Regions from separate parts of the Homo sapiens genome. Here region 2 is linked to region 1. Evidence: read pairs that join two places in POLR2A ChIA-PET (ENCODE). Cell type or tissue: OCI-LY7. All regions are shown on one strand.

The links. Peaks named below come from ENCODE experiments on the same cell type or tissue, not always from the same donor. Only the 100,000 strongest peaks of a DNase experiment are listed, where the experiment ranks them.
Region 2: POLR2A ChIA-PET joins it to region 1 with 5 read pairs; 5 of 35 experiments call an interaction of 5 or more read pairs at or near these places.

Annotation. Positions count from the first base shown.
Region 1 is chr12:1,306,939-1,314,938 of GRCh38, reverse strand. All of the region lies in intron 15 of ERC1 (ELKS/RAB6-interacting/CAST family member 1), which reads right to left. Among named protein-coding and RNA genes, the nearest start is that of LINC00942, 190 kb to the left of the region's middle. In OCI-LY7, a CTCF peak has its summit at 5,596; DNase peaks (open chromatin) are centred at 4,038 and 5,138; H3K4me3 peaks cover 1,497 bases; H3K27ac peaks cover 4,781 bases.
Region 2 is chr12:1,415,292-1,423,291 of GRCh38, reverse strand. All of the region lies in intron 17 of ERC1 (ELKS/RAB6-interacting/CAST family member 1), which reads right to left. Among named protein-coding and RNA genes, the nearest start is that of LINC00942, 81 kb to the left of the region's middle. RefSeq lists an enhancer at 46-95. In OCI-LY7, no CTCF peak of the experiment used is centred here; no DNase peak of the experiment used is centred here.

The sequences.
Region 1 (8,000 bases):
ATAGTTAGAAAACTACTTCTGAAAGTTGGGAGAAGAGTTAGGAAGACTGGTTGTAGTAAAGATAGAGCCCAGAGGTAAAATAGACAAGACCAAAATGGACAGACAGATTGAAACAAAAATTAAGATATGAACAAAGAAATAATTTTTATTTTTAAAAGATTGCCATTATCTTCCTAATATAAGGTAAAACGAAAACATATTAAATGTTCATGGCTTAGATTTTCTAAAAGAAAAAAGCTTTGACAGTAAATTACATATTTACTTCTTAGAAAGCTTCACACAAATTACTACAGTAAAGAAAAAAACTGGCTGGAGTTAAAAATACCTTATGTCAATTTACCAGGGTCAATCATTGTGTGCTTGTCAAAAATTCAGGTAGGAAAGTTCCTCAAAGTAGAATTGCAGGGTCAAAAGTTTTTGCGCATTTTTTAAAACCTTTGATAAATACACCTAGTTGCCCTCGTTTACTACTTCAGACTATCTTTACACTCAAATACTTGTTTCTTTATATTCTTATTGCCACTGGGTATTACATCTCTGCTACTATGTTACATTTTTAGAAAGGAACTTTTTATTTAAATTTAATCTTCTTTTGTCATAAGTGAGGCTTAATATTTTCTTATAATTTTATTAGTCATCTGCGTGTATAGTTTTGTGAATTGCTTGATTATATTCTTTGCCTACTTTTCTATTATGATCAATGTTCTCATTTCATGGATGGAGAAACAGAGGCCCAGATAGGGTAAGTATTTTTCTTAAGGCTTTATAGTAAATGAATCACCTCTATGGAGTTAAAAATTTAAGGAACCTTCTCATCTTTCTAATACAATAGGAAATACTGATGAAGTAGACAGGATGTGGGTTAGCATGTCAGCAACATAGACTCACCATACCCTCCAGCCCATTATCACTACCACACACTTTAATTTAATTTAATTTATTATTATTATGTTTTTAGACAGAGTCTCACTCTGTTGCCCAGGCTGAAGTGCAATGGTGTGATCTGGGCTCACAGCAAACTCCGCCTTCCAGGTTCAAGCAATTCTCCTGCCTCAGCCTCCCGAGTAGCTGGGATTATAGGCACCTACCACCATGCCCGGCTGATTTTTGTATTATAGTAGAGACAGGGTTTCACCATGTTGGCCAGGCTGGTCTCGAACTCCCGACCTCAGGGGATCCGCCCAGCTTGGCCTCCAAAGTGTTGGGATTACAGGCATGAGCCACCGTACCCGGGCAAAAAAAAAAATTTTAGAATATTTAATACTTCCAGAAAAATACTGAAACGTCATAGGATAAATCAAAATGTTTTCGGTCTTTACATGTATTTTTTTCAATTTTTTGTACAATTTGATTTACATATGGGAGGTGATTAGCCTCTTTTTGGTGGTTGGTTAGTGCCTCTAAAGGTCTTATTCTAGCCTTGTAAGTCTATCTAGGATAGATAGAATTAAAGCAATATATGGAGTTATAACACGTTTCTGAACAGGAAAGTTGAATCTCTGTTTAATATCCATCCACTCCATCAACATCCTTTACTAACGGAATCTGGATTTTGCACTGGATAGTCACTGCCCAACTAAAACGTGATATTCCAGCCTCCTTTGCAGCCTGTTGTGTATAGAGGGTGGGCACGCTACAAAGTTCTGGCCAGTAAGAAGAAGAAATCTAGTGGGTGGGTCTTTGATATGGTGATTGTTGTTTAACCAGTTGGCACGTCCCTTTTCCCCCTTGTCTTTCTTCATATTCTGGAATATGTAGGAAAGGCTTCTGTATGCCACCATTTTGCAAGCAGGAGGAAGAAGGCCATATACTAAGGATAGCGGAAAAGAAAGAGCCCAGAACCATTGGTATCATGGAGCCACTGTAGCAGCCCCAAATTGCCTATTAATAGAATAAACCCTTATTCTATTAATCTTTTCTTATGGTTTTATTGCAATAGGAGCATCTTTTGGATGTTCATTAAAAATGAACTAAGAGAACCCTAAGTGATACTGCTGTAACCTGCCAAAAGTAATGATGGAGAGTTAAGAAGACTGGCTGCCAGGAATAACATGATAAATGTTACAGTGAAAGTGGCTGCAGGAGAGACAGAAGGGGACTTTAAAAGTAGAACTTTTAAAAACAAGCTCAACTCATGAAAGAAATGACCAACTCATAAATATAGTGGATGACTCAAGCCTAAAAATACATGTAATTTAACAGAAACAATTATCTTGGAAGTGAGGTAAGAATCAACCAAAGTCAATATATTAAATGTCTATATGTAAAAAAAACTGCTTTGGCCGGGTGTGGTGGTTCACGCCTGTGATACCAGCACTTTGGGAGGGCAAACTGGGCAGATCACTTGAGGTCAGGAGTTTGAGACGAGCCTGACCCACATGGTGAAACCTCGTCTCTACTAAAAATACACAAATTAGTCAGGCATGGTGGCAGGCACCTATAATCCCAACTACTCGGGAAACTGAGGCATGAGAATCACTCAAACCCGGGAGGTGGTTGCAGTGAGCCGAGATCCCGCCACTGCATTCCAGCCTGGGTGACAGAGGAAAAAAAAAATTGCTTTACTTCTCTGAGAAACAAATAATACAATGTCAAGGAGTCAGAGGTGCCATCAGTGGGTTAGGAGGACACAAGCAAACAGACTGACTCTGGCAACTGATTTTCTTTGATACCTTTACTGCTTAAAGCTAGAGGTCAAGCTCAAGGTACTGAAGAGACAGCAGCATAAACTTCAAAAGAAAAAGTCAATATGGGGTATGTGATCATACCACTGATTACACAGAGATGTCAGGAACTCCACTTACTCCTGTAGCTGTTGATGAAAAAATAGAAATAGTAGCTACAAGCAGCAGAAAATGTGTTTCTAGGAGAAGAAATTATGCTGTCCAACCCCTGCACTGAGATGCAAAAGACAAAATCATGTTCTTGAGGAAAAATGGGGACATAGTTTTCAAATAATAAACTATATATTGGGTAGCATAAGAAATAATTAGTTTAATTTTACATAGTGGAAATTCAATCATATAAAGTCAATGGGAAAGTTTTTATACTGCTCAAATTTTATCAAATTTCCTATCATCCAGCTGGTGAAAAGACTTAGTTTTGGCCACGTATCTCCATAGAAAAAAAGACAAAGCATGGCTACTTCAAGTGAAATAGCCAGAAAAATAACTGATAACTCTATGAGTAAAGCAATTGCATCTTTTTGAGGAATCAATAGAATAGTGCTTGCACATTTTATGCCAACTGGATCGGTACCATTTCCAAGAATTTCTGGTCTAAAATAAGTTGGTAGTTGCCTGATACACGAGAAAAACTATTACCACTTCACATACATAGAAAAAAAAGACTGTTTCAGATGCTCACGGGAAAAAAAGGTCCCCATTAATAGGACAACTATGTATTTAGGTTAGAAGTGACAATAAAAATTAGGTTAATAAATTATTTTCCTATAAATAAGAAAGATCAAAGGCATATCTCTCTTGCTATCTTAGGCATATAAAATCCTTTTTACTAATCAACTAAGGCTGATCTCATACCTCTAATCAACTAAGGCTGATCTCATACCTCTAACACTACTGAAGTTTGACAAAAACAAACATTGATAAATTTAATGTTGTATCAACAGAACAGGGGAGAGAAGTCAGTGGTCAATTTTTCTTGCCAAGTAGTTTTGTCTGTTTTACGGCTCTTAGAAATTCTAGGATGCCTAAGCCAGTGCAATTAAGTGACACAGGCAGAATTCAAACCCTGGTGTATCTGTTTTTAAAGTTTGTGCCAGAAAGGATACCTAACTACTAAAAGTTACAAAACATGAACTTGATTATGGACCTCCTGTATCCTTATAAAATGTTTCCTTTGTTAAGGTGATATTCTCATTCTTCACATTTCTGTGCCTATGTTTCTTGTCTCCCTCCCTTGTGAGTTATATCATTGGCAGATTTTGAAGAAAGAGGTGAACACACTCAGTTCAGCCCCTTCTGCTCTCCCCTCTTCAGACCTGGCTGCTTATGCAGAAGGTCCATCCTGTTCTACTCTCTGCCACGCAGTAAGAAGCCTGCAGTTATGCAGCTGTGCTGGTGGCAGGAGTGATATACTAGTGAAGCTACTTGGCTGCAAATATAAAGTCATGTTCTCTAATCAGCTTTGTCAGTAATGACGATAGTATTTTCATCTCCCTTATTTTGACTCCCGTTTACTACTCAACTGGATCCAGATTCAAGAGGATAAATACGGAAAATCTTTGGCAAGGGATACACAATCTATCTGCCCAAGAGCAGAAATTCAGAAAAGCCTTTTGACTGTATGCAGTACCCTTTAGAGCACAGAACTACTGCATCTCCCTAATTTCCCAAATGTTTTAGCCTCTGATTATTCATTGAGATTCTAGTAATAAAGCAGTAATTACTGATCAAGAACTGTTTAAATGGCCAGGCGCGGTGTGGCTCCTGCCTGTAATTCCAGCACTTTGGGAGGCCAAGGCAGGCAGATCACCTGAGGTCAGGAGTTCGAGACGAGCCTGGCCAACATGGTAAAACACCATCTCTACTAAAAATACAAAAAAATTAGATGGGCCTGTTGGCGCGCACCTGTATTCCCAGCTACTTGGGAGGCTGAGGAAGAGGCAGAGGTTGCAGTGAGCCGAGATCGTCCCATTGCACTCCAGTCTGGGAGATTAGAGCAAAACTGTTCCTCAAAATAAAATAAAATAAAATAAAATAAAATAAAAAAGAACTGTTTAAAGTGTTTTACATGTATTAACTTCCTTAAAATCCCCTCAGCACTAACACGGTGAAACCCCTTCTCTATTAAAAATACAAAAAATTAGCCAGGCATGGTGGCGGGTGCCTGTAGTCCCAGCTACTCAGGAGTCTGAGGCAGGAGAATGGCGTGAACCCGGGAGGCAGAGCTTGCAGCGAGCCAAGATCGCACCATTGCATTCCAGCCTGGGCGACAGCACGAGACTCTGTCTCAAAACAAAACAAAACAAAACAAAACAAAACAAAAGAAAACAAATCCCCTCAGCACTAGGTACTATTACAAATTACCACTCTATAGACGAGGAAACTGAGTAACTGAGAGGTTACATAACTTGCTTACAGTCACACAGACAGGAAATGGTGAAGGCCATTTTAAAGTCGTCAGTCTCTCGAGTCTGTGACCTTAACTAGTTTCCGTCAGTTCAGTAGGTCTTAAGGAGACATTAAAAAAAAAAAAAAAAAAAGTCAGAGTGCACATAATGAGAATACTGTTTTGTTAAATACTTATTTCACTATGTGTGTGTCTGTTAGAGCAAGAGTGAGAGATAACGAAGAGACAAAAAGGGAGAGAGAAGGGGGAAGGTACAGAATACTTTTCTTATTGGGGTCAGAGTAAAAAAATAGGCCATGCTGTCTCTCCACAGGTGGGTGAAGAAATTCATAATCATTCTGATAACAACCTAGTATATGATTTACTCACTTCCCCTATAGTCTGACATACTAATAATTATTCCTAAACTAAGATGTCATCAATACTTATTATTAGATAATCTTACTATCTACAATACTACCACAGTTCCCAAATTGTGCACTGCAGCACCCCAGGGAACTCACAGGGGTACTGCAGAGCATTTTAAATTTTGAGAAACACAGTGCTGTCAGACAGTGTGCAAATTACTAGCTTGTGGTATTTCACAGTTCAATACGACATCATGCAAAATTATTGTTCATGATATTCCATCTCTTCGAAATTGAGTTTTTGATGGTTGCGGTGTATCTTAGTCTATTCAAGCCGCTGTAACAAAATATCATAAACTAGGTAGCTTATAAACAACAAAAAATTACTTCTCACAGTTCCAGAGGCTGGAAAGCCTAAAATCAAAGTGCTGTAAGATTCAGTATCTGGTGACAGTCCGCTTTCTGGTTCACAGATGGCATCTACTCACAGCTTTTCTCACACAGTGGAAGGGGCAAATGAGTTCTCTGGGGTCTCTCCTACAAGGACACGAATCCCATTCATAAGAACTCCACCTTCAAGACCTAATCACTCCCAAAGGCTCCACACCTCCTAATATGATCACCTTGGGGTCAGAATCTCAACACATGAATTTTGGGGGGACATAACCATTCAGACCGCAGCACTGTGACTAAAAGCACAGCACAGTTCTGCACAGAAATTAGCGTGGAACAAGAAATGAAGTTGGCAGTGGCCAATCTGATTCCAAGGTTTAAAAAACTGTGCCATGCCCAACAATCACACATTTGATGAGTAAGTAATAAGAAATTAAAATATTTTCTTTCAATTTATTATTACTAATATGTCTATTATTTTTTGACATGATTACAAACTGTTGGAACACAACAAACTGTTAGGAACTGTTAAGTATTTATTTTGGTCTAAAAGTCACGAAAAATTTAGTGATTGTGCTAGAACCAAGTAATGTTGGGAACCTCTGTCCTACTGCCAAGAAACTGACTTCCTTTAAGAAAGCTGTAAGATAATGTCTACCATCAAGTTTGAAGAATTTTCAAGTATTCTTTCAATTTATGCATGCAGAACAACATAAGCTGCTTTAGTTTTTTATTGAAATGTCCTAATTTTAATATAACTGAATAAAAGCATTTTTTTTTTCTTTATCTCAGGTCTTTATTTGCTGCTAATCTGTTGCAATACTCTGGGATTCATAGGAAATTTGCCTGTGAAGTAACTGCTACCATTCATGCAAATAATAATAATAATAATAATAACAATAGTAACAGCTAAAGAAGAAACAGAACCTCACCTATGAACACATGACTGTTTGGCAGCCCACTGATTCTCCTCTCGCCTCTATCCCTGTCAGAGGTTAGGACACTGCCCTGTCTTAAGAGCTACACTACTAGTTTTCAAATAATAAAATGATGTCTTATATGCACAATGACCATTCACACAAATGTGACCTTTGAGGTTTATCTCCTGATGTTTTGAACTGTTGTCAGTATTCAGATGGGATTTACAATGAATCAAAGCTACTGCTGGTCACACTACATTACATCTACAATGGAGTGCAATGAGATACCATAATATTTTCATTTGGTACTTTTTATTAGCCTACAGTTCAGTTCAGTTCTAGTCAATGAAATACACAGTACTTTTTAGGTTGAAAGCCTCTATTTATAATACTGCTTTAAGAAGCTTAGATGGAGGAGGAATACCACAGAGGACATTGATCCTCTGACCTAAAAAGCAAGTTAAAAATGCTCAATTTTAAATAAAAAAATCTTGGGTAGCAAAAAGGAATCATCAACTTACCTAAACAGTGATTGGTGACTAACTAAAGGGGCGCTCGGGCATTAGTTTAAAGCAAAAACCAAACACAGCTCTGGAACCGTCTTAGGTTTTAAAAGTGAAAACAAGAATATAATTTTTAGCAGGACGCAGAAAGGATGCACCCACAGCTAAAAGTAGTAGGACAAGCAGCTGCAACAGAAAAACTCCTTCAAACCAATGACATCCAAGTTAACTGCAGAAAAGTCACTTCACTCAATTTCAGTGTGCAACTTCTATTTAATCCCAACTACTAATAAACAACAAACACCTCACCTAACATGTTTACAGGGCCTGTGGACTCATTATTCATACAACACCACAAAGTGGGCAGCAGGGAGTTGAAAAGAAAGAAAATTCATGCCAAGTCAACCCAGGGTCAAATCACCAAGAACTTATTTTACGCAATACTCATTAAACTCAGTTATTCTTTTACTTATTGGTCCAAAATTAAATGACCTGATTAGCTATCTTCAGGAAAAAAACAAAGTTGATTTATCTTTCCCTTTAAGACAATCAATCCAAAGAAACTGACAACAGCTGAGCTTTAGTAAAACAGGTATCTTCTTAGCGATCAAAGAGATGAGACACAAATGAACACTGACGTGTCATAAACAGTCTCTAGGGCCTCACTTGCTCCGGAGCCCGTCAGCACTTCCCAGGATGCCAGCTGGGAAGAAGAGGGCATGTGCCCACAGTATCTCCATCTGAAA
Region 2 (8,000 bases), 110 kb before region 1:
GGTAGAAGACTTTTGTAAGGTGAAAGCAGAAGCAAGGTAAAGAAAATCTCTTATTGGTTAAAGTGGGGCAGTAATGTTTTTTGGATCATTCCAGTGGAAAGTCCCTGGTTAGAGGTTGGCCAGGCAGTTCCTGATCGGTTAAACTTGAGTATTGGAAAGCCCCTAGGTAGGGGGTTAGTTGGTGGTTTCTGATTGGCCTAGAATATGACTGTTTACAAAGAGTTGGGTTTCAGTTTGTTTATGTAGGAACTCAGGGCATTGGAGCTGCCTTAGCCTAACGGCCTCCCAACCAAAATTACGCTGAGTTTGAAATAGGTACATGAAAAAATGCTGAGCATCACTAATCATTTGCATGCAAATGCAAACCATGAGATACCATCACACACCAATCAAAATCGCTATTATTTAAAAACCCCAAAAAACAAAAAATAACAAATGCTGGAGAGGATGTGGAGAAAAGGGAACTCTTACACAGTGTTTGTGGCAATGTAAATTAGAACAGCCATTACAGAAAACAGCATGGAGGGTTTTCAGCAAACTAAAATAGAACTATCATACAATCCAGCTATGATACCACTAGGTATATATCCAAAGGAAAGGAAATCAGTAATCAAAGAGATCACTGTACTCCCATGTTTAGTGCAGCACTATTTACAACTGCCAAGATATGGAACTAACCTAAGTATCCATCAACAGACGAATGGATAAATGTGGCAAATATCTATACAATGCAATGCTATTTAGTGATTAAAAAAAAAAAGAATGAAATTCTGTCATTTTAGCAACACAGATGAGCTGGGAGGACAATATGTTAAGTGAAAAAGTCAGGCACAGAGAGATAAATACCATACTTTCTCATTCATGTATGGAAGCTTAAAAGGTTGATCTCATACAAACAGAGAGTAGAATAGTGATTACTAGAGGCCAGGAAGGGTAGGGGGAAGGGGAAAGCCAGGGGTGGGTTAATGAATATAAAATTGCTTTTGCAAGAATTATAAAAGTGAGAAAAATCTAACCTGACTCCATCTTGCTTCTAACGTCACAAGCTCACTCCCCTGCTCATTCCTGGGCATAGGCCAAGCTAACTATGGGAGGAATTTAGCTTATAGTTTAACTTTGAAGCAAAAATGATAATAGTCCCTCTGCAAGCTGACCCCCACGGGGGACTGAAACCATCTCTGTAAGACAAATGAAAGGCCACAAGGTTAGGATTATGGGAAAAGACTGAATTCTGCTAAGATGTAGGTGTAGTTAAATGATAACCAGCCATTGTTCCCTAGCTTATTTTGCCAGGCTGGAGTGCAATGGCATGATCTCGGCTTACTACAACCTCTGCCTCCCTGGTTCAAGCAATTCTCCTGCCTCAGCTTCCCAAGTAGCTGGGACTACAGGCACGCACCACCATACCCAGCTAATTTTTTTTTTTTTTTGTATTTTTAGTAGAGATGGGGTTTCACCATGTTGGCCAGGATGGTCTCGATCTCCTGACCTCATGATCCACCTGCCTCAGCCTCCCAAAGTGTTGGGATTACAGGCGTGAGCCACTGTGCGCAGCCCGTTCCCTAGCTTACTTTTCTAAAATTGCTTACTCATCAAGAGTCATGTAGCTGGAGGTTACAAAATTTGTAACTTCCCCAATTACTCCTATAGATAACATCACTGTTGTAAAACCTAAGATTGGTCTTTAAGATATTTTTCAGACTTTTGCATTCTGGCAACCAACTGACTCCACTCGGACCTGTTACTCATACCAAGGAACTGACTCAACCGGTCTTGTGACCCCCACCTAGAAACTGATTTAGTGTATGAAGATAGCTTTTGACACCTCTATGATCGCAACCCCAACCAATCAGCAGTACCCGTTCCTTAGCCCTCAGCCTGCTAAATTATCCTGGAAGACCCTAGCCTCTGAGTTCTTGGGGAGGAAGATTTGAGAAATATCTCTCGTCCTCTGATCAGCTGCCTTGAGATAATTAAACCCTTTCTCTACTGCAATGCTGCTGTCTCAGTGTATTGGCTTTTCTGTGCAGTGGGTGAGAAGAATCCGCTGAGCGAGTAAAAGCACAGGTAGATGGGAGGAACAAGTTCTAATGTTCCATAGCACTATAAGGTGACTATAATTAACAACAATTTGTTATGTATTTTTCAATAGCTAGAAGAGTGAATATTAAATGTTCCCAACACAAAGAAATGATGTCTGAGGTGACAGATATGCTAATTACTGATTTGAGTATTATACATTATACACATTTATCAAAATATCACTGTACCCTATAAACATAAAATTATTAGATGTCAATTTAAAAATAATAATAAAGGAAAAGATTTAAATACAATAATAGAATGCTTTATAATTAACCCCCCCCCCCCCCAAACCAAAACCAAACAAACAAACAAAAATACTGGGCTTGGGGAAGTAAACCAATAAATGCACACCCTTGCACTCCACACACTGTTCTTCTCACAAAGAAATACACTCATTTTGTAAAGAGTTCCAGATAACTCTCCTGTAGGGTTTTGCTTAAAAGTTTAACCTCGGCCAGGCATGGTGGCTCATGCCTGTAATCCCAGCACTTTGGGGGGCCGAGGTGGGTGGATCATGAGGTCAAGAGATCAAGACCATCCTGGCTAACATGGTGAAGCCCCATCTCTACTAAAAATACAAAACATCAGCCAGGCGTGGTGGCAGGTGCCTGTAGTCCCAGCTACTCGGGAGGCTAAGGCAGGAGAACAGTGTGAACTCGGGAGGCAGAGCTTGTAGCGAGCCGAGATTGTGCCACTGCACTACAGCCTGGGTGACAGAGCGAGACTCCGTCTCAAAATAAATAAACAAATAAATAAATAAAATAAAAAAAAGTTTAACCTCACAAAGCAAAACAACTTTTTTTTTAAAGGAAAAATCTCATTTAATTGATGTTGGGAAATTATTTAAGTCAGTCCCTGGTTCAGAGTATTTTTCTGGATCCAATTTCTAAAAGATGGTCTCCAAATTTGTATCTCTATTGAATGAAAAGTGCTTCAATTCATTAAAAAGTTAAGTTTGTAGCTGTTAAGTTGCCTAAATATTCAGTCTTTGTAAAAGGTATAGGTGTGTATCTTTGTTAAAGGAAATGCTGAATGTGAACACATTTAAAAATAATAAATTATGCAAATGATTCTTTTAAAGACTTCTAAGCAGTTCAAATCAAGGAAGAACAGTGTCATGCTTTATTATGCTAATAAAGCAACCAGTTAAATAAACAAACAAATAAGCCCGGTTCCCAAGCAGAGAACAAAAGGCTAAACCAAAGCCTCAAGGGTAGTTCTTTTCCATTTCAAAACCTTGAAATGTTTACCTGGGAAAGAGGAAGGTGCCTCTTTTCACTAAGAAAAATTTTCAAAATAATATTCAGTGCATGTTTTGAATGTATCTTTTTTTTTTTTTTTTGCCAGAAAATCACCATTACTTCTTTTTTAATTAGGAAAGTTTTAAAATTGTAGCAAAATACACATAACATAAAATTCACCATCTTAACCATTTGAAGTGCACAGTTTAGGAGTGCTAAATACTTTCACACTGTTGTGCAACCATTCTCCAGAACTTTTTCATCTTGCAAAACTAAAACTCTATATCCACTAAACGACAATTCCTCATTTCCTCCATTACTTTGGTTTTTCACAAGGTTTTATGTCTTGAATGAAATGATGAAAAACATGGCTTCCATTTTGATATGAAACATTAAGGGAAAAATAAATTTAAATGTAGAAATTTTGTCAGCTTTTTTTTTTCTTCTCAAGAATGAGACCTGAGAGATGGCTTACTAGATAGAATAAAGGATGTGAGTTCCAGCTTTAAAAAGACCACACTCTTGGAGGCTTCTTACACTACATGTTATTGATATTTGAAGCAAGAAAGGTATGTCATATCTACATAAAGAAATGTATCCAGGACGTATAATTTTGGAGAAAAAGTACATTTGTAGTATACTAATCCTAAAATGCATTACCAGAAAGATTAAGGTCAACACTTAGGAGAATAGTTACAAATTAGTCCAACATACATACATTGCTACCATGGGGTCCTTTTCTACTCAGATTTTAAAAGGAGTTTATTGTTAGTCTTATTTATAATTGGATATTCTTATGGGAATATTCTTAGGGGAGAAGAGATTTTCTTTTTTCATCCACTGCTAGGTTAATGGGGGAGAACCCTATAACAGAGACTAGCAAGAGAAAAACATACACATTTATTTACTGTAAGTTTTATGTAATGTGGGAGCCTTCAGAAACGAAGACCTCAGCCGGTCTCTGTGGCTCAGGCCTGTAATCACAGAACTTTGGGAGGCGTAGGTGGGAGGATTGCTTGAACCCAGGAGTTTGAGACCAGCCTGGGCAACACAGTGAGACCCTGCTTCTACCAAAAAATACAAAATTTAGCAGGGCATGGTGGTACACGCGTGTAGTCCCTGCTACTCAGGTGTCTGAGGCAAGAGGATCCCTTGAGCCCATGAGTCCGAGGCTACGGTAAGCTATGATCATGCCACTACACTCCAGTCTGAGCGACAGAGAGAGAGATCCTGTCTCCAAAAAGAAAGAAAGAAAGAAAGAAAGAAAGAAAGAAAGAAAGAAAGAAAGAAAGAAAGAAAAGAAAGAGAGAGAGAGAGAGAGAGAAAGAAAGAAAGAAAGAAAGAAAGAAAGAAAGAAAGAAAGAAAGAAAGAAAGAGAAAGAAAGAAAGAAAGAAAGAAAATGAAGACTTCAGAAAAGAAGGAAATCTGTGTATGATGAAGAGGAGACAGTCATGGAGAAATTGATTTGAGGACAATTGGGTCTAATCTAATAACAGTAATAAACTGGGAGGAATTAACAAGGCCTGTTGTTCTTTGTGTTCCTCTGTCTTCAGAGATAAGGACATTCTTTTCCTTCAGCTATGGGGTGGGTACCTCTGCAATGAAGGTTTTATGACTTACTTTAGAGGCAGGTCAGAAAATTCTTTATAGCTTGCTTCAGGCAAGAAGGGTGAGGAGAAGGTCAGAGAGACCTTCCTGCTTCTGTTGTTGTATCCAATGCCAACGTGCCATATTTTGGGGTAGCATGTCCTGAATTCCATCATTTACTCTCTTCTCTCTTGTAATCAGCATGAACACAAAGGCATAATAACGTCTTTAAAAAATCCTTCTAGCTATGTATCCTTCAGAGGTAGGTCAAGTTTTGATATAATTAGACATATCTGGCTTCAAATCTGGCTTCTACTGTGTACCAGGTATGTGAACTTGGATAAGTTAGCTAACTTCTCCATGGTTCAGTTTCCTCAGCAGTAAAATAATGAAAATGGTATCTATCTCTTAGGATTGTTATATTGGTTTCAATGAAAACATGCTTACAATGTGATTATAAACTTACAACTTAGTGTTTGGCACTTAGTAGGTATTCTTTAAATGGTAACTACTAGCATCATCCATCATTTACTCTTTATTTCCCAATGCCTTTGTCAAAAATAACTCTTTTCCAAAATCTTTTTTTTTTTTTTTTTTGAGATGGAGTCTTGCTCTGTTGCCCAGGCTGAAGTACAATGGCACAATCTTGGCTCACTGCAACCTTTGTCTCCTGCGTTAAAGTGATTCTCCTGCCTCAGCCTTCCGAGTAGCTGGGATTACAGGCACGCGCCACCACACCCAGCTAATTTTTATATTTTTAGTAGAGACAGGATTTTGCCATGTTGGCCACGCTGCTCTCAAACTCCTGACCTTAGGGTGATCTGCCCGCCTGGGTCTCCCAAAGTGCTGGGATTACAGGTATGAGCCACCGCGCTCGGCCTCCAAAATCTTTTTTGATTTGACATAGGTTCAAGTTGCTTGGGAGAAGGAAAAAAAAAAAAAGCAGCAGCAGTAGCAAAACTGTTTATGTGTTTCAGTACATGCTCATGAGATGAGATGGTGACTTAGAGAAGATAGAGGCACACAGAAGGGACCTGCTGAGTATGGTATGCAAAAAGGGCTGGCAGAAAGCTTGGCTTTTAATAGCAGACGGCAGAGTTCTGAGACAGCTAGTGAGAATCCAGGACAGAAGGATGAGGTGTAAAGGGAGTGAACCCTCTGGAAAACAGTGAAAAGCAGAAATGAAGATTTTAAATTTCTTTGTGGAGAGGAGGGAAGAAGAGAAACCTGAAAAGCAGAAAACAGGTGGTGTGCCGAGGTCAAACAGTAAACTAAAGACATTTCTGAGCATATAGAGGAAACACTATTAAACTGGAGTTCAGGTTGTGCAAGAATAGTTTGAATCCAGAGTTGAAGAGTAAGGAACTCTTATTCAATACTCCCATTAAATGAGAGCCAAGAGGAAGACAGAGAAAGTGAAGAAGGGAGGGGAACGATAAAAGCAGGAAGGGTATTAATGCTATAAGTGGTCAGCTTGTGCCTTCAGGTTAAAGCCAGCTAATAGCTAACATTAACTGAGCAACTACTGATATGTAAAAGCATTGTTCTGTTTTAAGGGCTTTATGTTACTTCATTTAATCATCAAACAGCCCTCTGAGGCAGGTGTATTATTATCCTGATTTTACAAATGAAGAAAGTGAGGTACACAGGAGTTTGAAACCAAGTAATCTGGTTCCAAAGCCCACCTTCTGACTAGGACCTGAAAGCAACAGAACTAGATAAAGGGACAATCAACTTAGAAGACAGTGATTCAGACAACGTCCAAAGGCAGCTGATTACTACTTTAATTCTCTGTAAAGCTTAATATGTAACTGTTCTTGTGAGCTCCTCACATCTGTAGTTTGTCTCTTTGAATTATGGGTGTCCAATATTAAAACAGAAGTGTGGGTGGGGATAGCCATGGAACCAATGGAAGGACAGACACCCTCTGTTTCACTTGGGCTGGTTTCCTCACCAGCCCCTACACATCATATTCTCATTCTTAGGTTGGAACCTCCTTGAAGTTAGTTCCTATCTGAAAACTTTTCTTTTCCTGTTTCATCTTCCCAAACTTTACTCAACCTCCAAGACCTCCTTTTTCTCCCTTCTATAGTTCCAAATTCCTCACTAGATTCCTGGTTAGTCACATTTATCAGTGAACTCAGAAACCACTTAGTTTCTTTTCAGTGAGGGTCTGTCTTGGGTAACCTACAGATATTCCTTACCAGCAAAGACCATTTTGTTATTTCCCCAGTTAGGAATTCAATTCAATTCAACACCCTTCCATGGAGTTGTCTACTATGTCCAAGGAACTAGACTGGAAAATGGAAGACTCCTCTTTGGGTATGGTGTAATGGAGACAGCAGGGGGTCTGGAGTCTGTCCTGGGTTTAAATATCTGCCGCTTGTTAGCTGTGTAATCTTGGAAAATTATTTAACGTCTATGAGCCCTGTATGAGATAAGATACATGAAAGTGCTGGACCTATAGTAAATGCTTAATAAATGTTCATTTTCTCCCTCCTATTTCTCAGCAGCTAGATCCTTGTGCTTCTTTAATTCCATTGGCTTTGTTCTAAGCTTTCCAGGAAAGAAGTTTCTTGCTAAAATCTCTGATCCACTTCTGAAAATAGAGGATCGAATTCTTCCTTGTCTGTCATATCAAAAGTCAGTCCTGATATTGGCCCAAATTGGTTTTTGGACCATTTTCTCCATACCAAGAAAGCAGTGCAATTCACTGCACCATTTAATTCTGCAAGATAATTTAACACCTCCCTTCTATGGATGTATTCTCTAGAAATTTAAGGCTTCCATTGTTGCACTGTTGCAATGAGAATAATTTTAGGATGTTTCCAACTGATAAGTACACTGACAACTCCACTAAGATGGACAAAAAGGAAATGCCAAAAGAGAAGGAGATGCTTGTTTTACAACACTTGTCTTAAAAGTTTGTGTTAATATTTACATCATCTCTAATGAAAAAGAAAAGTCTAGCATACTGGTCCAAATCCTGTTTTGAGATGCTACAGTGCTGATCTAATAGGCAGGCCATTTCCAGATTGTAGTAAGTGGCATGTTCTTATACCAAGACCAACTTTTAAGCCCCTTGG